3 separate regions of the Homo sapiens genome follow, and all the other regions are linked to region 1. The links are chromatin loops, found by intact Hi-C in ENCODE. Cell type or tissue: PC-9. All regions are shown on one strand. Each heading gives the region's core, and the rest is flanking DNA. Links, peaks and the distances in the headings are about the cores only.

What was found. Peaks named below come from ENCODE experiments on the same cell type or tissue, not always from the same donor. Only the 100,000 strongest peaks of a DNase experiment are listed, where the experiment ranks them.
Region 2: it touches region 1 in a loop (7-fold over the local background); 35 of 110 quality-filtered maps call a loop at or near these places.
Region 3: a loop joins it to region 1, with 22 times the contacts of the local background. A loop is called at or near these places in 37 of 110 quality-filtered maps.

The regions. Positions count from the first base shown.
Region 1 is chr11:31,866,561-31,874,876 of GRCh38, forward strand. All of the region lies in intron 1 of PAX6-AS1 (PAX6 antisense RNA 1), which reads left to right. Among named protein-coding and RNA genes, the nearest start is that of PAUPAR, 44 kb to the left of the region's middle. RefSeq lists a silencer at 4,423-4,552 and an enhancer at 7,488-8,316. In PC-9, for the core only: CTCF peaks have their summits at 4,718 (motif pointing left) and 4,919; DNase peaks (open chromatin) are centred at 1,941, 3,611, 5,661, 6,741 and 1 weaker place; H3K27ac peaks cover 2,674 bases.
Region 2 is chr11:31,484,443-31,492,758 of GRCh38, forward strand. All of the region lies in intron 1 of IMMP1L (inner mitochondrial membrane peptidase subunit 1), which reads right to left. Among named protein-coding and RNA genes, the nearest start is that of IMMP1L, 21 kb to the right of the region's middle. RefSeq lists a silencer at 927-1,127. In PC-9, for the core only: CTCF peaks have their summits at 3,602 (motif pointing right) and 3,802; a DNase peak (open chromatin) is centred at 3,609.
Region 3 is chr11:31,232,121-31,240,436 of GRCh38, forward strand. The region is part of intron 9 of DCDC1 (doublecortin domain containing 1); the gene reads right to left. Among named protein-coding and RNA genes, the nearest start is that of DCDC1, 130 kb to the right of the region's middle. In PC-9, for the core only: CTCF peaks have their summits at 1,508 (motif pointing left) and 4,137 (motif pointing right); no DNase peak of the experiment used is centred there.

The DNA of each region.
Region 1 (8,316 bases), core at 126-8,125:
ACACGTGAGCTGAGCTCATGAACGTTCCCTAGACTGTCAGGGCTCTCTATTTTGGAAGGAGGTTGAGGAATTTGCCCAAAGTCACCCAGCTGATGGGTGGAAATTATTCTCAGTCTCGACAACTCTTGTGCTTTTTGGATTTTCCCAGCAGCCCATGCTGCTCTGAGCCATTTCTCAAGATGTCTCCTTTTCCCTCGTGTTGCCTGTAACACTGGTGACATAAACCTCACCCTTCTTGCCTTACTCCCATCTGAGTAGTGTCTCAGTGATGTGTGCCTCTATCCTTCCTGTCCCTCCAGCCTGAGTGTGGAAAATTTTTGTGACTCCCAATGCCTTTCTACCCCCTGCATCTTCTTGCCCTCAGCTTCTCTGACATGTTCAAGAACAAACCTTTGGCCTCCATACCTGTGCCTTGGAGAACAGATCTATAGCATTAAAAATAAACACGTGGACAAACAAACTGTTCCATTGTATGCTGCTGTGTTACAAATGGCCCCTGAGTTGTGTGAAATAATAGCCATGTTTTTAGGCTCATAGTTTCTCTGGGGCAAGAGTCTGGACAGAGTACAGTGAGGAGGACTCACCTCTGCTTCATGATTATCTGGGGCCTCAGCAGGGAAGACTTGAATGGCTGCAGGTAACTCAAGTGGTTGGGGACTAAAATCATTCTTCATTCACATGTCTGGCACCTGACTGGGCCTAGCTGGGACTGTTGACCAGAGTGGCTTACGTGTGGCCACTCCACGTGGCTTGGGCTTCCTCACAACATGGTCGCAGCTAGTCAGACTTCTTACTGCAGACTTGAGGTTTCAAAAGTCCATGTTCAGCCAGGCGCAGTGACTCACACCTGTAATCCCAGTACTTTGGGAGGCCGAAGTGGGCAGATCACCTTAGGTCAGGAGTTAGAGACCGCCTGGCCAACATGGTGAAACCCCATCTCTACTAAAAATACAAAAATTAGCCAGGTATGGGGGTGCGTGCCTGTAGTCCCAGCTACTCAGGAGGCTGGGGCAGGAGAATCACTTGAACCACGTAGGCGGAGGCTGCAGTAAGCCAAGATCACACCACTGCAGTTCAGCCCCGGGTGGCAGAGCAAGATTCCGACTAAAAAAAAAGTCCATGTGTCCATGTTCCAGAGAGCAAGATGGGAACTGCATGATCTTTTGTGACTTAGACACACTGTCATTTCTGACATACTCTATTGTTCAAGACAGTCATTCAGGTTTAGGTAGAAGTGACATAGACTCCACATTTCAATAGAAGGAATGTCAAAGAATTTGTGGCTGTTTTGAAACTGGCATGCAAATAAATAAACATTTTGTAAGGCAAAACCGAACAAGCCCCCTGTTATAATTTTTAACTCATCAGAAAAGTCTCCAAAGTCTAAAACAGCAGTTCCTAACCTTTTCCACACAAAGTTCTTTCCAATTTAAAACACAACAAAAATCTCCCAAAGAAATAGTTATTGTTTTTTTTTAGAAAAACACACACTCATGACAAATAATTCAATACAGCTAAACACAAAGAATTAAGCCTAGTCCAAATAATGTAAAATATTCCTAAAACCTCATAGTCTAGAGATAACTGATTGTTAATTTTTGAAGAATATCCTTTAAGATATTTCTGTATGCATTTACACACATAAATGTATGAATCGTTTTACATAAATAGGATCATCATATTGAGTTTTTCTGAAATACGTTCTCCTTTTTACACTCAATAACACGCTACAGCCATTTTTCCATTTCTTTTTTTTCTTTTCTTTTTCTTTCTCTTTTTTTTTTTTTTTTTTTTTGAGACGGAGTCTCACCCTGTCACCCAGGCTAGAGTGTAGTGGCGCAATTTCGGCTCACTGCGAACTCTGCCTCCTCAAGTGATTCACCTGCCTCAGCCTCCCGAGCAGCTGGGATTTACATGCACCCGCCACTGCGCCCAGCTAATTTTTGTATTTTTAGTAGAGATGGGGTTTCACGATGTTGTCCAGGCTGGTCTCAAATTCCTGACCTCATGATTCACCGGCCTCAGCCTCCCAAAGTGCTGAGATTACAGGCATGATCCACCACACCTAGCCCATTTTTTCATTTCAATAGTCACAGCAGAAGACTATTGGTTTCTCACACAGCAGATATTGTCCCTTCTTTTTCTTTTTCTTTCTTTCTTTCTTTCTTTTTTTTTGAGGCAGGGTCTTGTTCTATTGCCCAGGCCAAATATCCTCCCACTTCAGCCTCCCAAATATCTGGGACCACAAGCCTGTTCCACCATGCCCAGCTAATTTTTACTTTTTTTTTTTTTTTGTAGAGACGGGGTTTGATTGTGCTGCCCAGGCTGGTCTCAAATTCCTTGGCTCAAGCGATCCTTCTGTCTTGGCCTCCGTACATGCTGGGATTACAGGAGTGAGCCACTGCACCAGCCTGTCCCTTTCTACCTTCCTAACAAAAACCCTGTTTTAATTCAGGCATCCATTCTCCTTTGAGAGGCAACATGTTTCCAGGAAAGCAGACACTATTTCTAATTTCTAGTGTAAAAGACAATTGGGCTTAGCTAAAATAGCAGTCCGTTCCCCTGGCCAGTGACTGAGGTAATGACAGAATGTGACATAATTCTGGCTAAAGCGATGGCAAGACTGATGGCAGGTTTGGGAAAATGGGATCCTTGGTGATACAAAGGAATAATTAGGAACAGCCTCACTTCTATTCGGTTGGTGCAGAAGTAATTGCAGTTTTGCCATTAAAAACCACAATTACTTTTGCACCTATCAAATACCACATATTGTCATTCCTGCACATAATGGTTGGAACTACAGCAGTTTCAGATATTGTTGTTTTTTTTTTAAAGATAAGAAATGACTTATTGTTTAATTTGAATTGATTGAGCTGCATTTTTCTGTTGCTTATAGCCCAAAGTATTCTAACTGATGAATGTCACACATAAAATTATACAAAATTACTTTGAACAGTTCCCTATTTTATTGTATGGATATGCCATCACTAACTCTGTAAAATTCCCAGTTGCTTGACATTTAGGCTATTTCTTTCTTTTTATTTTTTGCTATAATAAACAACAGTGATGTACTTTGACTAATTCAATTTTCAGGCAGTACTTGGTGTGTCTATATAACCTCCACCCTCTGACAATAATTAGTTTCTAAGCCATAAGATTGGTCCCACTGAGGCACAGCTTCTTAAATCTGACTGTTGGGTCTGAGATGAAAGCTTGCAGCCTCCAATTATCTCCATTTTTCCCCCTTCCTCCAGTATAAAGAGCATGGGCTTTAGAAGCAGACAGAAATGGTTAGAAATCCTCTGTCACTTCCTAGCTGCACAGTGTCATCAGTTTCCATTTCCCTGCTCTATAAAATGAGAACAGAAATACCTACCTTTGTTGTCAGGACTAAATGAGATGATGTATAATAAGCATCCAGTCTGATGCCTGATACACAGTAAGTGCTGAAATGGTCATTATTTTATATTTTATTATTTATCATTTGGAAGAATATGTGTGTGGAATAACACGAATAGGAGCTATTACCCTTAAGAAGTGTCTGTGGAATGCTGTTTGCTTTCTTTCCAGAGTGGCAAGACTTCTTGCTATTTTTTTAACTTTTTATTTTGAAATTACTTTAGATTTATAGAAGAGATGTAAAGATAGCACAGAGAGGCTGGGCGAGGTGACTCACACTTGTAATCCCAGCACTTTGGGAGGCCAAGGCAGGCGGATCACTTGAGGTCAGGAGTTAGAGACCAGCATGACCAACATGGTGAGACCCCTGTCTCTACTAAAACACAAAATCAGCTGGATGTGGTGGCGCGTGCCTGTAGTCCCAGCTACTGGGGAGGCTGAGGTGGGAGGATCACATGAACCCAGGAGGTAGAGGTTGCAGTGAGCCAAGATTTCACCACTGCACTCTAGCCTGGGTGACAGAGTGAGATCCTGTTTCAAAAAAAAAAAAAAAAAAAAAAGTTCCTATATAACTTTTACTCAGCTTTCCCTAATGTTGACATCATCTTTGGTACATTTATCAAAACTAACACGTTAACATTGGTAATATTATTAACTAAACTACAAACTTTATTTGCATTTAACCAGCTTTTACACTAATGTCCCTTTTCTATCCTAGGACACAATCCAGGATACCATGTCGCCTTCGGGCCAGCTGGTTTTTAACGGACTTACAGCCCTTTCCTTGGAGGGCTGAGTTGCACACTTCTGCTGGAAAATTAGCCAGAGCTAACATTGATTGGGTGCTTAATGATTAGCCCTTCTCATAACCCTATGTATTCCATTCCTGCCCTCATTTTACAGATGGGGAAACAGAGACTCAGAGAAGTAGGAGGCTTGATCAAGGTCACTCAGAGGCAGAGCAGACACCGATGAGGCAGCCTGGTTCCTGCTTAGTTGCCTTTCCCAGAGGAGGATCCCCCCTGGCCCTCTCCCCAGAGCCTGTCCTCCCTGTGTGGCCAGGAGGAGAGAGGAGGTCCTGCAGCAGGGACAGCCTTGCCTGTGGGCAGAGCTAACTCTGGCTAAAACTGAGCACTTTCTGCCCACCGGGCCGGGCTCTGAATTACCTCCTCGCTGCCTGGGCAAGGGCCCGCCACGCCCCTTTCTCCCACTCCCTTCCCTGTCAACTCTCGGTCTCAAGGAAGCTGCTGCTGTCAATCCTATCCCTGTGCGTTTGGCCACAATGCAAAGGCGCCTCCTGGTGTTTGCATTTGAATAGAGACCCAAGCCCGAAGTCAAACAATGAGGCTCGTGGTGGGAGTGGGAGAGATTTGGGGTAGAGCGCATTCTTGCAGCCCCTTCTGCGCCTCCGTGAAGGCAGTTCTCTTCTCCACTTTCTCAGAAGTCTTATTTCTCCACTTGCTGGGGCTACCCCTGCTCCTGGGGACAGGAAGGGGATTGCGTTTCAGCCAGGGCCCCATCTGCACAGCCTGGGGTCTTCTGGCTTCTTCATCCAGGAGCGCTGTCCACTGCCAAGTGGGAAGAAGGCAGCCAGAACTAAAGCTTGCTCCCTGTGATCCCTGTGCCATCACCACCGCTATCTCCTAGGTGGCTTCTAATGACAGCTTTCACATAGGAACACCTTCTGTGTGCCTGGCAGCTATAGGTACATGGATCACTTTATGTGATAAGGAAATGGGGGCTCTGAGCTACTTAGCTGGTAAACGGCAGAGCATGGCCTCAAACTTTGGCCTGGCAGGCTCCAAAGTCCCCAGTCCTTCCAGTATACCAAATACCGTCATGATTGTTTTGGAAACAGGGCCCTTGCCAAAACCAGCCTCAAGTTCCTGGTGCCAGGAGGGCCCCACACCTTTCTGGGCTAGGCAGTGTGTGGGTCCCGCCTCCGGAAGACCAGGCTGGTGATAAAGCCCCTTTCTAAGGCACCCAAAGGGGGCTTTTTGCTGAGCAGGCAGGTGTGCCATGGTAAGGGCCCACATCCTGTCAGGGATGGGGTATTTCCTGATTCAGGTGACACAGCTTAAAGAAGGCTGATAATGAACTGCATCTCTATTTATCCAGGCAAACTTGGCCTAGCTGAGGTGTTAACTGGGCCATGGAACAGCTTTAATCCTTTTGTTTACATTGAGATGGTTCAGTGAAACTAGTACTGTCTTAAGCTACAACTGCATTTCATCTTCAGGTCTGCTCTCAGGACTGACACAGAGACCAGCTTTGGGTGGAAATAATCATAACATTCAGAGCTGCAACCTGGGGTGATTCATCTCAGAGTCACCAACAAGATCGCATGCTTTTTGGTTATCATGAGTGGCTTCAGGGCGCTGGCTGGGCACTGGCAGTTTCCACTAACGAGGACAAATAAGAACAGTAAACAGGTGTTGAGTTATTACTATCCACCAAACACTTAATGTGTATGAACTTAATTGATCCTTTTAACAACAGCAAAGTAGGTGTCATTATTATCTCTATTTTTTAGGTGAAGAAACTGAGGTACAGAGAGCTTAAGAACCTTGTGATGGGCTTCAGGACATTGCTGCCCCCAAATATGGCACCTTGATATATTGAATGTTTCAAGCTGAAGGAACTTGAGAAAATGGCAGATGCAGTTAAGTTCACACAACCCTTAAGTTGCAGAAGAGGGAGTTGAACCCAGGCAGTGTGGTTCCAGAGTCCGGGCATATAATCATTACTCTGTGTGCAGATAAATAGCATAGGCAGAGGTCTGGAGGGACATAGACCAAAGGCTGCATGCTGGCTGTCTACAGGTGATTTCTTTTCTTTTCTATTTATTTGTCTTCCCTTATTTTTGACAAGTTTTGAGGGGAGCAAAACGTTAAGATTTACACTAGACAAAAGGACAGGTCGTTAGTGGGTGTGAGTTGCATGGGACAATGTACTGGGCTCCCTCCTGGGGGTGTCCACAGAAAGCCAGTTTGGAAAGACACTATGACACAGGTGGACAGAAGGCAGACAAAATCACTGATACAAAATGAAGGGTTTGCTTATTAACTCATTCACGTATTGATTCAATTATTCACTCATTGCTTCAAAAAAGCATGGAGAGCCTACTCTGTTTAAGCATTGTAGTGGGTGCTGGGGATAATTATGTGTAAGACAAGATCCCTACCTTCTAGGGGTTCATAGTCTGGAGGCGGAGGTGAGGGGAAGCTACTTTCAACTAAGCACCTAGTAACTTGTTAAGACATAAAGTAATTTGCAAGTCTGATTCTTCCACAAGGTTTTGAATCCTTGAGGGCAGGGACTGGTACAATACTGGTATAGCCACATATTTCAACCATTGATGCATTCCATGCATGTATTCATGCACTTTTACATTACCACTTGGTGATTGAACATACATAGGGTGTACAGTGAAGGAACAGCCCACGTGATTGTTTCTCCAGGTTGAAGGAGGGAGAGAAGAGGGTGGTTGGAAAAATCTCCATAGAGATTTGAGCAGAGGCTTAAGAACTGAGAAAGTTTGCCAGGTGCAGTGGCTCATGCCTGTAATCCCAGCACTTTGGGAGGCTGAGGCAGGCAGATCACCTGAGGTCAGGAGGTCGAGACCAACCTGGCCAACATGGTGAAACCCTATCTCTACTAAAAATACAAAAATTAGCCAGACATGATGGTGGGAGCCTGTAATCCCAGGTACTCGGGAGGCTGAGGCAGGAGAATCGCTTGAACCTGGGAGGTGGAGTTTGCAGTAAGCCGAGATCATGCCACTGCACTCCAGCCAACAGAGTGAGACTCTCTCTAAAAAAAAAAAAAAAAAAGAACAGAGAAAGTTTTCACCCAGTGGGGAAGGTACTTCCAGGGAAAGGGAATAGCATAGGAAAAATCACAGTGGTATAAGGCTGACTGGTGCATTTGAAGAACTGTCAATAATTAAGTCCCAGGAGCTAGGACTTAAATGTAGGTAAGTTATAAGGACAGAGAACCAAAGCAGAGAGTAAGGGGTATATGTGCAGATGGAGCCTAGGGGATAAGGAAGCCTCCTCCTTTTCCTCCTTCTCTTCTGTTTAATAAGCCCTCCCCCTACTCTTTTGGAAAGGAGTGAAAGGGTAGGAAACTACATCTTTAAGCATCTATACATGCCAAGCCCTGTAGCATGTATAGGAAACTACATCTTTAAGCACCTATACATACCAAGCCCTTTAATCCTTACTTTGGCACAATTCACCAGCCCCATTTTCCAGGTGAGGAAACTGAAGCTCAGAATGGTGAAGTGACTTACTCACACAGTCAGTAAGTGGCAGAAAAAAGGTTTGGATTGAAGTGCATCCGATTCCAAAAGCGGCACTCTTTGTACTGGGCCAGACAGAACAACTGAAAGTGGAATCACGCTTTTATCTCTGCAAAATGCTTTCATGTACCTAGGCTCATTTGATTCTTACCATGATATTGAGTAGCAATTGGTCAAGTATCATAATTTCCATTTTTTTCAGTAGGAAAACTGAGTCACACAGAGGTTCATTTTGAGTGATTTGAGAATTTCAGAATTAAATACATCCAAAGTACCAACAAGAGGACCCAGCTGAAAAACTATACATGAAATGAAGATCAGCCCTGAGATGGTTTCTCAGTGCAAAGGGGCAGCTGAGGACATGACACATGTGCACATGAGAACCTTGTGTGCATGTGGAGGTTTGCAGCTGGAACAGCCGGAGGGGCCAATCCAAGTGGCTGAGCTAATCCTTTCCTCTGCCTTCTGCCTGCTTCCCCTGTCACCTTAGGGGCCCCTCCTGAGGGGACATCTGTGAATTCTCCATGGAATCCCTCATTTAGCTCCCAAGACCCAGCGCAAGCCTGGGTGCAGAATGTTGGTGCAATTTTGACAAGATGCTCACAGAGGTTCAG
Region 2 (8,316 bases), core at 42-8,041, 380 kb before region 1:
AAAAAATCCACTTTTTTTAACAGCTGTAGAGTATTTCATTGTGTAGTTGTCATAGTTCATTTAACGAACACGTTGCCTATAGACACTAAGGAATTTCCAATCTTTTGCTACCACACACAAAGCTACAATGAAAACTCCTATACATATGTTATTTTGTAAGTACACACAAGAATTTCTGTAATAAATTCCCAAAATTGGTACTGAGATGAGGTAAATGCATTGGTCTTTTTCTAGAAATTGCCAATTTGCATTCCACAGGAGTTGCATCATTTTGCACTTCCACAACCTATGCATCTCTGATTTATCCTGAAAAAAAGCTATTCCTCTCTCCGGGCCTCTAAAATACTTTGTTTATAAGGCAATTTCCAACGATGTGCTCACTGCAATAAACTACATAAAGCTCTTGGCTTATTTTTTTCCCAGATGCAAATGTAAAATTTGTTGACTTAGAAAGGTTAAAAGCAAATAAATTTTCAAATTAAAAAACAAACCTCATATAAACTCAGTAAATCAGCATATTAATGCCTAAATGTGCTGGGATAGCAACTGTTTGTCTTTCTAATATCTCCTGTGCTCCAAAAACAAATATACTCCCTATTCCAGTTTTTTAAAAAATTCACATTCAATAGTTTATAAATGGATACGAAGTCAAATGCATTTCACTTCTAAATGAATGTTTTCCTAAACCACTTAAATGTTTTCATGAAGTCAAATCTGTGTTACTTCTATATTTTTTAAAGCCGTAATTTCAAAGGTGATTTAACCTTTGTAACTGCCATTTTTAACAGGTAGTATCATCTAATGTATTATTTTTATTTCAATGTCTATCCTATCAAATATTTAATAATTAGAAAACAAACACCAAGTCCACTGGACTTCCTATTTGAAGTCATACTTAAGTAAATCACTTTCAATAATCCTACAACTGTTTAGCTGGAAAACATGTAAATGATCATATTTATTCCCCAAATAAGGATACGCAACCTATGTTGCATATATATTAGACAGAAATCAGTCGGTCAGACAGAAATCGGTCTGAGGTTATCTCAATATCCTGTAAAAACAAAGTGGCTAGACTAGTTGCTGATACCAAAATGAATTTTAAAATGCTAGCACACATTCTCTACTCTTATAGTCAGCAGATGTGACAGAACCATACTTAAGCTCTCACCTAAGTAATACATAATGTTAGGCAAATGCGTTGATTTTAAATATGAGTCAAACGGAAGGCACTGACAACAAAAAGCAAGAATTACCTAACAAATGTAAAAGAAAACAAAACAAATGAGAAAACACATCACAGTAGCTCTGAGGACAAAAAAGCTTATCAGGCTAGGATAATTTAGAAGAAAACAGTCCAACACAGCATAGAATTCCGAGGAAATCACTTTAATTCTGTAAAATGACTGATGTTCACAGTAACAACTCAGAGCCATTATAAAAAAACTTAAAATGTATTCTGTTTAAGAGAACAAAGACACACGTTTTTCTGATGAAGTACTCAAAGTAAAACTTCTCGGTTAAAATCAGAATATACAGTGGTTGCCCTTTAGAAGATGAACTGTGATAAAGTGCAATAACTATGGGGGCTTTAGATGTGAAACTTTTTTTTCCCTTTTTTTTTTTGTAATGACCTCTCCTTACGATAGACATGCAACTTTCTATGCTAAGCCAGTTGTTAGTTAATAGCCGAAGGAATATCTGATTTTTTCTGCAAGCTATTTAGGCATATTTTCACTTAAATGACTGGAACACTCAAGAAAATGTCCTGATTTCATTTTACTTTAAGTTGTAACTGCCAAAGTAGATAGGTTAGTCTGGCTTCTAGCTCCAATTTGCTAAATGGCCTTGTTCAAGTGACTCAATCTCTCTAGTCCTTAGTTTCTTCATCAGTAAAGTGAAGGAGTTATAGAAGGCATGATATGTTACTAAATAGAATAAGTGTGCTAACAAAGTGAAACAGAGTTACTGCATTAGGTCCTGTATCTACATCAATACTATAACTAGATCTATTTATATGTACTCTATATTTAAACTATCTCAAACTATATGTCACTTTACTATATATGTAAGGCCTACAATAAAAGAAATGATAATCATTTTAGAATGTTCCCCAACATTTAATATTGTTACTGTCAGGATATAAACAAATGTACACATGATATGTAACCAGGATATTTTTTAAAACACATTCTCAGCAATGTCATCAAATACTAGAAACAACTCAATGATCTACCAACAGCAGAATGGATGAATAAATTCTGGCACATTTAATTCAAAGGGATAATACATAATAACAAAAATGAATGAAATAAAACTACACATAACTACATGGATAACTCTTCAAAACATAATGCTGAGCAAAGGAAGAAAGAATACACGATTCATAAAGATTAAAATGAGGCGAAAAAAGTAAACATACTGCTTAGGAATACACGTAAAGTGACAAAGTTATATTAAAAATTGTATAAATAATTACCATTAAAGTCATGATACTGGTTACCTCTAAAGAAAAGAAAGCATATCAAGAGTTTCTGGGATGCCAGTAATACTCTAAGGTTACAAAGATGTATGCTAAATATTTAATTTATAATTATTCATTGTATTATATATTTATGTTCCTGTATCACTATATTTTACAACAAAAAGTTATAATTATATACTTTCTAAAATAATACTAATATATTTTTATAAAAAGGAAGGATTCCTTTCTGCTATCAACAATTTCCTTGATCTACATTTCTAATTTTTAATGCAATATTTTAATAAGGAAGAAATAAGTTACTATGCCTAATTCTCCACAATCCTAATTAAAAGTAGATTTCAGCCTTTAAATAATATAAGATCAGTTATCCTGCTAGATCTTGGCTTAGCAGCTCCATGTTGTTTCTGTCTGTCAGTCTTCTTTTCAAGAAAATGCATGCTCATTAATTCCAAATGATATTCAGGTAATAATTTGAGGCATGCTGCATTTCAAAAAATACAATAGCTTAGCCCTAAGGTAGGAAGAAACACACTTCTGACTTTCACACATTTTAAAATAATTTTGGGAGCACTTGTCTATGCATACAACATGAAGGTCCATGATAGGCAAGTCACAGACACTACAGATGAAATCCACACTGTGAGTACTAGAAAACATGATAGCTGGATTATAGCATAGTTATACAATGTCTAATGTAAATTATACTGGGGCAGTTTTAGATATTTTCTTTGGAAAAACAAAAGTACAGGGAATGGAAATTATTACAGAACATTTAACAGTAAACTAACTTACATTACAAAAAAACCCTACACAATTTACAAAATCCTCAAAGGTTCACCACCTAGAAGCATCCTTCAGTGTGTACAGTTATTCCAACTTTTAGATGCTGCTCAACAGGAAGCAGACAATGAAATTTTGAAACAAGACTATCAGTACTTTCATCAGGCTCCAGGTACCAACATGATGGCAATGATATAGCACCTTTATAATAGTTGCTTTTGTTGCATACTATTGGTTTTTGTGAATGTAGCCAAAGATTCCCCTCCTTAGTGGGTCCAACTAACCAGTTATTTGCCCATCTATTAAGTGCCAACTTTACAAAATTACATTGTGTCCAGCAGGGAGCAGCATTACAACAGTCATAAGAGTTAAGTTGAACATGAAACCGACAGAAGAAAAAGGAGGAAAAAGCCCACTTACCATAGGTCTGTTCTACAATTCATTCAATTTTTAGGGAAGTTGCAGGGCTTCCAGAAAAAAAAAAAATAAAGCATGTCTTAAAGCATAGGTGGGTGATCCACAATTTCAGGAATCCTAAAGCAGGAAATCAAAATTACATTAGTTGAAGGCTATTTTCAACCATATTGAGTTGAATTAGTAGTCTATACTATGACTGAATGACAGTTGTAACGGTGCGTCTTCCTCTTAATGGGTCCATGAGATCTTGAATTCAGGAATTTTATGACGCTTTGGAAAAAATGACTTAAAAAAACAGACAATATTAAAGTCCTTTATCCATCAGAGAATTCAGGTCAGAGAAGAAAGTAATAGCTAATAGATTATATGAGATCAACCTAGAAAGAACTATGTTCCAAGAGTTAAATGAGTTGACAGGGCAACCATCAACAGTTCATTAAACTGTTCTAGACTGAGACATAGAAAGGATACAAACATTAACTTCTGCAGGTCAGCATGAATACCTGAGGTTAATTTTAAGAATAAAAAAGCGGTAGAAAAGCAGAATACAATACTAGTGATATAAGACTAAATTAGATATGTACTGAATATAAGGAATGTGTGTGATACTGTAAAAAAAACCTTGTGACCAGTTATAATATGACAAAGGCAAAGCAATACGTTTGACACTGACTTGAATGTCAAAACCTGCCTCATAGTCAATTATAATAATTCTATCTCAGTTCTTATGATTAAGAAAATAAGTTTTATTTTTTATTTTTTATATATATTTATTTATTTATTAATTTTTGAGGCGGAGTCTCGCTCTGTTGCCCAGGCTGGAGTGCAGTGGTGCAATCTCGGCTCACTGCAAGCTCCACCTCCCGGGTTCACGCCATTCTCCCGCCTCAGCCTCCCGAGTAGCTGGGACTACAGGTACCCGCCACCATGCCCAGCTAATTTTTTTGTATTTTTAGTAGAGACGGGGTTTCACCGTGTTAGCCAGGATGCTCTTGATTTCCTGACCTTGTGATCCGCCTGCCTCAGCCTCCCAAAGTGCTGGGATTACAGGCATGAGTCACCGCACCCGGCCAAAAAGTTTTATTTTTATTTGAAATGTTAAAGTTTGCTTTGTGTGAGTTTGCGTGTGACTTTTCAGTGTCTGCCACAAAAAACAAACTTTTGCCTTTAAAACAATATATGCATATTCACTTTTAAATATGCATAATTGCATATATCTATATAATATACAATATCACATATCAATGTTATTAATACATAACATTTACTTGAAATTTAATACGTAAAATGATTCCTATTTTCTGACAAAATGACACAAGCAGTTTAACTTTGGCGAATGATATAAAGAATACGGTTTCACTCTAATAATTACCATCAATTTGACTGAAGCTGAGAGAAACTCTGATATATTAATCTTCTACCCTTTAGCAGTAAACCATTAGTTGCATTACTTATCATCTTTTGCTCTCCTTAGTCTTCTTATCTTATCTCTTGCCTTTGCTTTTACACATTTCACTTTTCTGATAATTCTTCATTTCTGCCAATCTCTCTTCCTCCTCTTTTGTAATGCATTTCTGTATCAATTCAAATTTTTAATTCAATCTTCTCTCTTTATGACACTACCACTTTTTTTTTCTTTTAACCTGGTACCTTTAAAAATGAGTTTTCTCCTGTAACAATAGTCTGTTTAAATATATCGTTTCATCCACTTACAAGCACCATGTTTGATCTCAAAAATCTTAACAATCTCACATAATTGGAAGACACATCTAAATATACTTAAATTGTATTTGTTATTCATAAAAAATTCTCCTGAGTTATTTAAGAACTTGCTAAATGTTTTTAAATTCGATCTTGAAACACGCAAAAATTTCGAGGAAATCTAATCTCACATCTAATCTCTAATCATTCCAAAAAACTAGAGACAACCACTATTCTAATAAAGAGGTAATTTAGGATCTTACTACATTGATGTGAGTAAATATTGAGTAACCAACTTCTCTAAATCAACAGAACTTTAGCGCTATTTATTCACATATGTGTGTGTATGTAATGTGCACTATCCACATTAAAAAGCAAAGGTTCATGCCTGTAATCCCAGCACTTTGGGAGGCCAAGGTGGGTGGATCACGAGGTCAAGAGATCGAGACCATCCCGGCCAACATGGTGAAAACGCGCCTCTGCTAAGAATACAAAAATTAGCCGGGCATCGTGGCGCGCGCCTGTAATCCCAGCTACTCGAGAAGCTGAGGTAGGAGAATCACTTGAACCCAGGAGGCAGAGGTTGCAGTGAGCTGAGATAGCATCATTGCACTCCAGCCTGGTGACAAAGCGAGACTCCATCTAAAAAAAAAAAAAAAGCAGTTCATTAAATAACCCCCTACTTCTATATATATTATAAAGTCTGAGAAGAAAAGTGATTTTCCTGTTCAGCACTCTCTAATATAAACATTAAAGGTATTAGTACGTTGTAACATAATGTCATAATAATTATTCACAAGCCTTGAAATTTTTTAAAATTTGTATATAGATTATACAACACCATTTATAATATAATTACCTAAAAAGAGACTATAGTGAGTTGAGAAATGGTCCCCCTTCCTGCCTCCCCTACCCAAATTCATGTTCATCTGGAACCTCAGAACATGACCTTATTTGGAAAAAGGGTCTTTGCAGATGTAATTAAGGTAAGGACCAATGTGAGATCATAGTAGATTACAAAGGGTCCTAAATCCAACGGGAACGTCCTCATTAGAGACAGAAAAGGACACAGGAAGACACAGAGAAAAGAACAATGTGAAAATGAAGTCAGCCTGGAGTTACACTGTCTCAGGGCAAGGAATAACATGACACCATAAGCTGCAGAAGCAAAGAAGGATGCCCCCCTAGAGTTTTCATAATAAACATAGCTGACAACTTGACTTCGTATTTTTGACCTCCAAAATTGTTAGAAAATTGATCTCTGTGTGTTAAGTCACCAAGTTTTTGTTCATTTGTTATGGTAATTTTAGAGAACTAACATAGATTTTCATACCAAAAACTGGAGTGTTGCTGTGATACCTAAAAATAGAAAAACAGAAAAAGCCTAGGTTGCCTTGAAGAAATTTTTGGTAGAAAAAGAAATCTTAAGAGAACTCTGCTAATGGCTCAGAAGGAAGAGAAGAGGTAAAGAAAGCTATCACCTTAAAGAATACATACATTATCATGAACAGAATGTTGACAGAAATAGGAACATTAAAAAGGTTTCTGATGAACTCTCAAGAAGGAAATGAAGAACATGGTATTGGAAAGTAAAGAAATAGCAGTCCTTGTTGTAAAGTGGCAGAAAACTTGGCTGAAATGGGTTCTACTATGTGGCAAAACGTAGAACTTGGTAAGCAATTAACTTGAATATGTAGCTGAGGAGATTTCCAAGCAAAGTGTTAAAGGCGTAGACTGTTTTCTCCGGGCTGCTTACAGTAAAATGTGAGAGAAGAGATAAATTGAGGAAGAAATTGTTAAGCAAAGAAAAACCTATGATTTGGAGATTTCTTAACCTATCTAAATTGTAAAAGATGCTAAAACATGCTCTGGAGAAGGGCCAAGGATGTGGCTGAAAAACCTTTTCTGAAGAGATTAGGTATGTGACTAATGGGTCCAAATCAACCTTTTCAGCAGAAGCTAGAAACAGAGATGAGATTATCCAGGAAAGATCTTTGAAGAATTCTCTTATGATGGCAGAGATCCTCTAGACATACATGGGAGACCCACACATTTTAAAATATTCAGTAAACCATGCTATAAACACATGTGCTGTCACCCAGGCTTTGTTGTTCTGTCTATAAAGAACAGGCAGAGTAGCTTTAGTATAATTCCTAAGGGCCTTGGGATTTTCATAATGGTAAATGAGCACTGGCTTCAACTTAAAGACACCAGTTGCCATTATCCCCTTAGGAGAGTGAGCCTGTCCTGAGAAGCATCAAAGCCAGGCATTGACTTCTCTCCAGCTATGAAAAGTCCTAGATAGCATCTTCTTCCAACAGAAGGCTGTTTAATCTACATTGAAAATTTGTCACTTCATGTACCCACCTATATCAACTATCTTTGCTAGATAGAGGTAACTTGCTGCAGCTTGCCATACACTTTTATGTTATGGCTTCTCTCCTTAAACCTCATTAATACAACCTCTGCTATCTTTCAAATGTTCTTCTGCAGCTTCCTCACCTCTCTCAGCCTTCATAGAATTGAAAAAAACAGGATCTTACTCTGGATTAGACTTTGACTTGAAGGAACATTGTGGCTGGTTTGATCTATCCAGACAACTAAAACTTTCTCCATATGAGTAATAAGGTCATTTCTCTTTCTTAACATTCATGAGTTTATGAACTTTTCCCATTGCATTCACAGCTTAACTGTTTGGCAAGAGGCCTACCTCTTGGCCTGTCTCAGCTTTCAACAAGCCTTCCTTGGTAAGCTTAATCATTTCTAGCTTTTGATTTAAAGTGACAAATATGCCATGCTTTCTTTCACTTGAACACTTAAAGACCACTTTAAAGACCACTGTATGGTTAATTTTCCTAATTTCAATATTGTTATGTCTCAGTGACACAATGAAGTGAATAGGGAGTGAATAGGGAGGCCAGCGAAGGAGAGCT
Region 3 (8,316 bases), core at 42-8,041, 630 kb before region 1:
AGAAGTTACACATACAGTGACAGGATACTCTGGAGAAGACAGTCATTTTGAAATATCTGTCCCATCACCAGATCATGCCCCCAACATGGGTTATGAATTAATATTTTTTAGAAATCTTTTAATTATCATGTAAATAGAACAATTATATCATACTGTGCTTTTTGTTAATAGAGTTAATTTTAAGGTTAATCATCTAAAATATACTTAACAGTTTTAAAATCCTGTTTTGGCATTTCTTCATTATTTAATATGCTGTGAACTTTAAAAAAATATAACCACTCTCAGCCTCTGAGAGGTCCTATCTATACCCACTGCCCTTAATTCTTTAACGCCAATTTTTTCTTTAATCCTATTCACTCTAAGTTTTCATTATCTTCCAAAGGCCGCTGATATCCTTTTTTAAAAATCACATATAACCTGCTTGAAATCTTGTTCACTCCTGACTTCATGCCACTGCCTATCTCAATCTCCTTTTCAAACTCTGCCCATACTTCAGTTAATAAAACATGCCTTACATTTGCTAATGAAGATAGGCTTTAGTGCCATTACAACTCTATCTTGCTGTCTCACCTTAGACAAGGACCTTACTGCCATTGGTGTTAATTACTTTATAATATTAATAATAAAGATGCTGGTGATGATAGCTAATCCCCAGTGAGCACTTACTAGGTTCCAGGTACTGTTTTAAGAATCTTTGGTGGCTCATGCCTGTAATCCCAGCACTTTGAGAAGCTGAGGTGGGCAGATCATCTGAGGTAAGGAGTTCGAGACCAGCCTGGCCAATATGGTGAAAACCCATCTCTACTAAAATACAAAAATTAGCCGGGCATGGTGGCATGTGCCTGTAACGCCAGCTACTCGGGAGGCTGAAGCAGGAGAATGGCTTGAATCTGGGAGGTGGAGGTTGCAGTGAGCCAAGTTCGTGCCACTGCACTCCAGCCTGGGTGATACAGTGAGACTTCATCTCAAAAAAAAAAAAAAGAGTCTTATATACCTTATTTAATCTTCACAACAGCTCAATGAGGTAAGTATTATTGTCTTATTATCTATAAAATGAGAGGACTGGATTATGCAGCCTTTAAAATTCATTTCAACCTCACTTTCATTCTATTCATGCTAGTCTTTCTTTTAAGTTCCCATAATACATAGAATCTGTATCACATATTTTAGCACTTATTTTTATACTGATAAGCATATTTCCTAATAGCTTCACATGGGTATGCTTTGTCTCCAAAACAAGAAAGTTAGCTTCCTGAGGGTTAGGCCTTAGAGAATTCTCCTGTATTTTCAACACTGGTTAACACACAGACAGAGCACATATGTGGTACTCAACACTTCATCATTTGAGTTTGTCTTCTTTGGTTCTCTAATTACTTTTTGGGGGTGGGGAGGTACCCAAAAGATAAGGTTAAATCAGTGACTGGTAGAATTGTAGTCCCCAAAGATGCCACACTATATAGTTCACTTATAAGGATCTTAAGAGACACTGAAGGGCCTAAAGGTGTCCACCTGGTGGTTGGAAGGCAAACAGATTGTGAACTATATGTGTTTTGTTTTGTTTTCAAAATATTTGCTTTGTTTTGCTTTATGAGGACTGGAGCACCTTATCTACCCAACACCAAATTAGATCCTGATCATGTTAAAAGATTTGTCACCTTGTTAATCACAGAATGAGGAATCCAATGCCAGAAGTATAAATGGAGTATCTGACCGAATTTTTGCCTTCTAAAAAAGAATTGTCCAGTGGAATTTTCAGTGATGATGTAGCTATTGAGTAATCAAAATGTGGCTAGTGAGACTGAGGAACCCAATTTTCAATTTTATTTAATTTTAATTTAAAAACACAAGGGATAGTGTATTGTGCTGTACAGTTCTAAAAGATGTAACTCACCTGTGGTTTGCCAAGGCTGAAGCCCTTTCCAGCACCTTTTATTTATGCTGTAATTCTTTTCTCTAAAGCTTTCAACATTTACTTCCCAGTCACACATATTAAGTGTTGATAAATGAACTCTTGCCATATCCTTTTTCCATGCATGACTGGCTATGTTCAGAAACTTCAAATATTTTAGAAATGTAACAGGATACTGATTATTTTAGGGAGGTTATGTAAAATTGATTTTCTAACATAATTGAGAAAGTTTTATGAAAGAGAGCAATAAATTAATGTTACATTAATTCCCACCTTTTGCAACATATATAAAATAAGAGCAAAGAATGAATTTTATTATTTGAAAATCAGAAGTTTGTTGTAAGATTGATGTTTACTCGAACTAACGCTACTAACAAGAAGTGAGGAAGCCACTATATATGTCTCTGAATAAAATAAAGCAAAGCAATGATACCCAAGATGTTTACAATTGCTTTATCAATCATTAGTCAGACTTCTCAAGAACCAAAGATCTTAACTAGCAATCATTGACAACACTGATCCATTTGAATAGTAAATAGAAAATACTAGTCAATCCTTAAGAGAGTTGGTTTTCCTCCTACTAAGAATGTGTATTCAATACTGTTTTAGTTCTTCAAGGAAAAAAAATTCATATTCTTGTCCGTTCACACGAACCTCTCAGTGAGCATTATTGTTTTCGGAGGAGGGGGCAGGAGGCAGGGGGCCCAGGATGTTGACAGAACAGATAGGATGTCAGGTGAAGATAGAATGCTATGCCCTCTCTAACCAGCTGAAGACTCAGCATGATTGTTTTCTTACAAATAATACCTGTGGGTGTTGAAACTGTTCAGGGAATCTATCAAACACACTCTTTCACTTTGCTGCTGTAACTCTATAAAATTTATTCTCATTTCAAAAGAGTCATAGGCAATAATACCTGTAGGTGGTTGAGTAATTTAAAGAACATTTGTCAGGTCTACTTTCAAGTACTTTGCCTGGACAATTCTATCTTTATTTGGAGTTTTTAAAATGCAATATTTCTACCCAATATGATTAGAAATTTCCACATAAGATATCTTCATCTAACTAAAGAAGGATATCTTCATCTAACTAAAGAATGATCTTAAATATAAGTGGGGATATAACATTAGGATGTCTGAGAATAAATTTTTGGTCAGAAAATAAAAATAAATTTAGGTTATAATCATTTCCATTTTTTACAATTATGGAAGTCATTCACACACAGACATAAAAAGCAAATACATCAACAGTGTATTAGAAAAAATGCATTAATAATATATTAATGCCAAATTATTCATCTCAGGGAAACTTAAAGTGCCTACCTCTATAAACTTAGAAAAATGGTCCATATTCTGTAAAGGGAGAGTTGAGTAGAAAAAAAAAACACAACTTTCCTTGTTAAGTCAATCTGTATCCATATTAAGTTTACTTTATCTGTATTATAATTAAAACACTTAAATTGGGATTTTTATAAAATTTTCTATTCAGTCACAAGTACAGAGGATAAATGATTTTTAAATATTTCCATATTAGTTCATTCAAAAAGTATTATAAAATGAAACAATTTAAATAATTTTTAATTAATCAAGAAAAGTAAGGTGATAACTAATATTTTTAATATGTTGATAAAGATGGAGACATATTCCTAGATGATCCCCAAATGGAATTCACTTTTCATCAAAATGTTCAGAATTGCATAAGCAGAAAAGTCTATCTTTCCTTTATGAGATGCAGTTTTTAAGTTAAAAATATTTATTTTAAAATACCATTTGAAACGTAAGTTGGCCCTTATTCTTTGGAGAAGGTTTAACATTAATACAGATAATTTTTCTAATTGAAAGACACCCAGCTGAGATGTCAATAAAGCTCTCTGGTTTTACAGAACTGAATTACCATGTAAAAAAGAAAAACCTCTATTTTTTTCCAAAGTGAATTATTTAATAAATAGTTTTCATGATAAAAAGTTCAATTTTGAGCTAGAGATACATATTTGACACTTGGTAGTATAATTCTAAGAGAATTAGAGAAAAACACAGATTTGAAAATTTTCTCCTGACCTAAACAGCTTTATGACAAGTCAAATGAAATGTTCCATGAAGATAAATATGTCATGGATAAATGATGGAAAATAAACACTATTTCAATATCACTTCTTATTTTATTCCACTGTCACTTCCCCCCTCTCTGTAATAATTACCTATGCACAAACTCTAGATGGCAATATTGCACTTACTGTACTTTTGAGAAAATTGTCACAGTCGATCTCCACATATCCTCTTTATCAACATTTTATGTGCCATGGATCTATAGCCTCTTATTATAAGTGTAATGAAGCAGAAGTTATTGAAGCATTTTATTGATTGCTCAGATCACAAGTTTACTGCCATACTGAATTGGCACCTTACTCACTGAAGCAAACTGCTGACACCTTTTTTAAAAAGTGACAACTACATCTATTTCATGACCAGAAATCCATTTTCATCTCTATCAAGACAAGAATGCAATTTTCACTTCATTTAACTGATGTTAGGCCTGCTCAAAGCATGACACTTAGAAAGAGACACAAGTTTAAGGTTCTTAAAATACTTCAAGTAACTAGAATGCAGCTTGGTTTCAGGAAAAAAAAAATCAACAATCACTCAAATCTACAAACAACCTAATATTCTAAAAAAAATTACTTACCAGAACCTTCAGAAGTAGTTTTCATCTCGAAATGACTATCACACTATTTTCATGTTTTTAATAGTATATTATGTTTATATATTATAGATTTTGTTCCAAGGTTTCAAAGGATAATTAGGAAGTTTGTTAAAAACTGAAATATTTTAAGTGTTGTCACAGAAAGGCTAAGTCAAAGAAACAGCTCAATTTTTAAAGTATATACAGAAAATGAAATAGAGATAGTTATTCATTCAATGATGTAGAACCAATAAATTATTTTAATTGACACAGGATCTGAAAAGACAAACTTCAAGCACTTCTTTTTTGAAAAATTAAAATACTAAGATTCCTTTTAAAATACTTTATGCAATAAACAAATTTTGTCAATAATAAATGTAATTCAAGCATATTTTGAGATGAATCAATTCTGGATAGAATTATATTATACTATTGTTTGATACCTAATTACCAAACTTATTGAAAGTGTGGATAAAGTGAGCCAACATTAACTTACACAATTTTTTAAACAAAATCTAAGTGCTTTGGTAGAGCTTAGTTTTAGTATGTTAACAAAATACATTTCAATTTTAAACTGCAAAAACAATATATACTCAAGCTAGATGGTTATTTCCTCATCAAATAATATGCCCACAAAATAAATCTGCAATATTGTTACAATTTAAAAAGTAAAACCTAATTTTTGAAATAGAAATTCAGTACCTGAGATTGCTAAACACAATATGCCAAATATAGAACTTTTACATATAACATATATAACAGCATCCAAAAAAGTTAACTTGCTTAAATTAATAAACAAAAGAGACTACATACATGCAAAAAAATTTAAATTTAAATCACTCGGGCCAAAAATTATATAAACCTCAACAAACTTTATTAAGTAATGATTTACTACAAATAGCTCAAATACACATTTCAAAATTAAAATTACAGAAATAAAACATTTTCCCACAACTTCAGACATAAATAGAAATTGCAGTGTTTTTCAATACACTACCAAAGTTTAGAAAATACCCCAAGAATTTAAGAAATATTGGAGAATACTTTGGTTTATTTATTTTGCTTTAAGTAATCAAATCAGCTAAAATTTAATATCAAACAATCATTTTATTCCGAAGTGCTAAAAACTAGGAGTAGAATTAAAAATTCCTTAAGATTTCTTAAATTCACAGATTCACATTTTTTCATGGCTTAATGAATTCAGGGGCTATGACTCTTCCTAATTAAGATGGTGCTTACCATGATATAATAGATACTCATTTCCCTTTTTTCTCTCTGAATTTCAAAAATAACTATGCAATCTATAAGAACTGTTAGGCCATACTGTGAACAGCTTTAAATGATTAAAACTGAAAGTTTATGAGTGCTTTCAAAAATTGTATTTAAAAAAAAAAAAGTACTATGCATTCTTATGTAAAAGTCTCCAGGAATTTTGTTGGTTGGCGGGGAAATTCAAACTTGGGAAGACATTTTCAGAAATGAGTGTTTCTCAAAAATCACATTTGTACTTAACACTGCCCATCAGCCATTCTGAGTCATTACTTGTATAGCTGCCTGGCACAGCTCCATGCACGTTTATGCATCTTTACAGTGTTTCTCAACAGACTGCCATATTTTGTTTACTGACAGCAACTAAAAGCTCTATGTGGGATGATAAATAAAGAACATCATGTTTAAAAATCACTAATATCATTTTAAAAGGTAGTGCAGCCTTGTGTTTTGGCCTCTCCTTAGCTGTGTTAGGCCTATGAATGACAGCTTCCCTGCTTGAAGCACACAGAAAGCACAGCCTTCCTCATTCACTGACAGGACTGTGGCCTTTTCACACGTTCCTTCCACAGCAGTGTTTGTCCCCAAACACTAGAACTCGACACAATGGCATTCCTACTTCAACACCCCCACCAACAGCACCACTACATAACAAGAATGCTAATGAGATGGAACGGCCCTGTCGCTGAAAGTGTTAACTACATTTCATAGGAATGCGTTTATGCAATTGCAAAGATTACCAATTAAATAGATTCTGCTTAGCTCCAAGCAATTTCCAAGATGCTTCCACTTTTAAGGAAATAAATGTGATAAATGTATGTCTAAGTGACTTTGTGCTGTTCTAAATAAAATATCTCATTTTAATACACACGAATCAGTATATATTTAAGACCACCCTAATGTAGTGTGCTTAAATCAGTTGCATGCTATAACAGCCAAGCTAAAGTTAAAAATTGAAAAATGAGTAAGTTTGTAAACATAAAACCAGTAGCCCTGACTTTTCTTTTAAAGCTATATTATCGCAATTTATTTAAAATAAATTTCCTTTGGGAATGACAAAATTTAAAGCTTATATTTCGACAGACATCAAGATAATATTGTTGTTTTTATATGTGGTCTCAAAAGTGAAATAAATTGAAATAATATCAAGAATAATCTAATCATACGATTTATAAACTTTAATTTGTTAAGGAAATAGGAATCATCATCTACCTCCATTTCACCTATCTAAAGATTCTTTAAAACAATCTTATATAAAACTAAATAGAAAAGGCTATACCAAAGGTCAAATGAAGTAAGTGTAGTTGAAACAAAGTTCATTAATTCTTAAGAAGGATATTTGCTAGGAAATCCCACTCACAAATAAAGATATTGTCAGGCTTAACACCTAAGCACTGATGGTCTGTTAAGGGTATGACTACAGGGACTTCTCTAAACATTCAAATAATTTTAAATTAAGTCTTAATATAACACTACAAAAGAAGAAAACCTCAAGCATACATAAAATAGAGCACATCTAAAGCAACAGAAATTTACATAAAAATACATAATGAGCAAACTTCTGCTTATTTTTCTTCATTTTTATATTTCCAAATAAAACTTAAGTATCATATTAAAACTGCTGAATGTAAAGCTATGAATTATTACAACTTAGTGGAAGAAAAAAGCTTTAGGAGAAATGGCAAAGAGCATAGGTTTCAAAATATTCTTAAATTTCATATAATGTTGAAATCTTTACAGACTGCCCAAACAGACAATCACAGAGACACTAAAATGTTAAATTTTGTTCATAATTTAATATTTAATAAAATATATTTTTCATCAATTTTGAGTCATAAAGAATTTTTTAATGAAAGCAGTAAGTAATTCTGAAAGTATTTTTTTCTTACAATGCACAGAGCTCTTTTAAATCTAGTATAGCAATTTATACTTCTTTAAATTTTACATGTTTAAGACAGTGGAAGAAAAACATGCCATTATTTCTGGGATGTTTCTTATTTCTAACATCCTTACTTGAAATAAAACTTAGAAAATGTTTAAGCTTGTCTTTAGATTTTATTTAAACAGTGCTTTTCCTGAATTGGAGAATTGTCTCATTATTTCTTCTAACATTAAATAATTTTAAATTTCAATAAGTGGAATCAAACCACATTAATTCCAAAAAATTATTGTAATGCAATTAATCATGATCCATTTTATAATATCATGATATCTTAAAACTTAAATAATATTTCAACTACAATAATTTAATCTAAATGCAATAAAATATTTTATACTAGTTTCTATATATAATGGCTTAATAAAGAACATTCGTTTGGATTTTTCTTTCTTTCATTGTATTATTATGAATAGTCTTATCTATGATAATTATAATCCTGTTTCTGGATTTGCTGAATATAACGAGACAAACCAAACACATTTTGCGAAGTTTTCTTGGGAAGATGTTTTTTGCTAGTTCT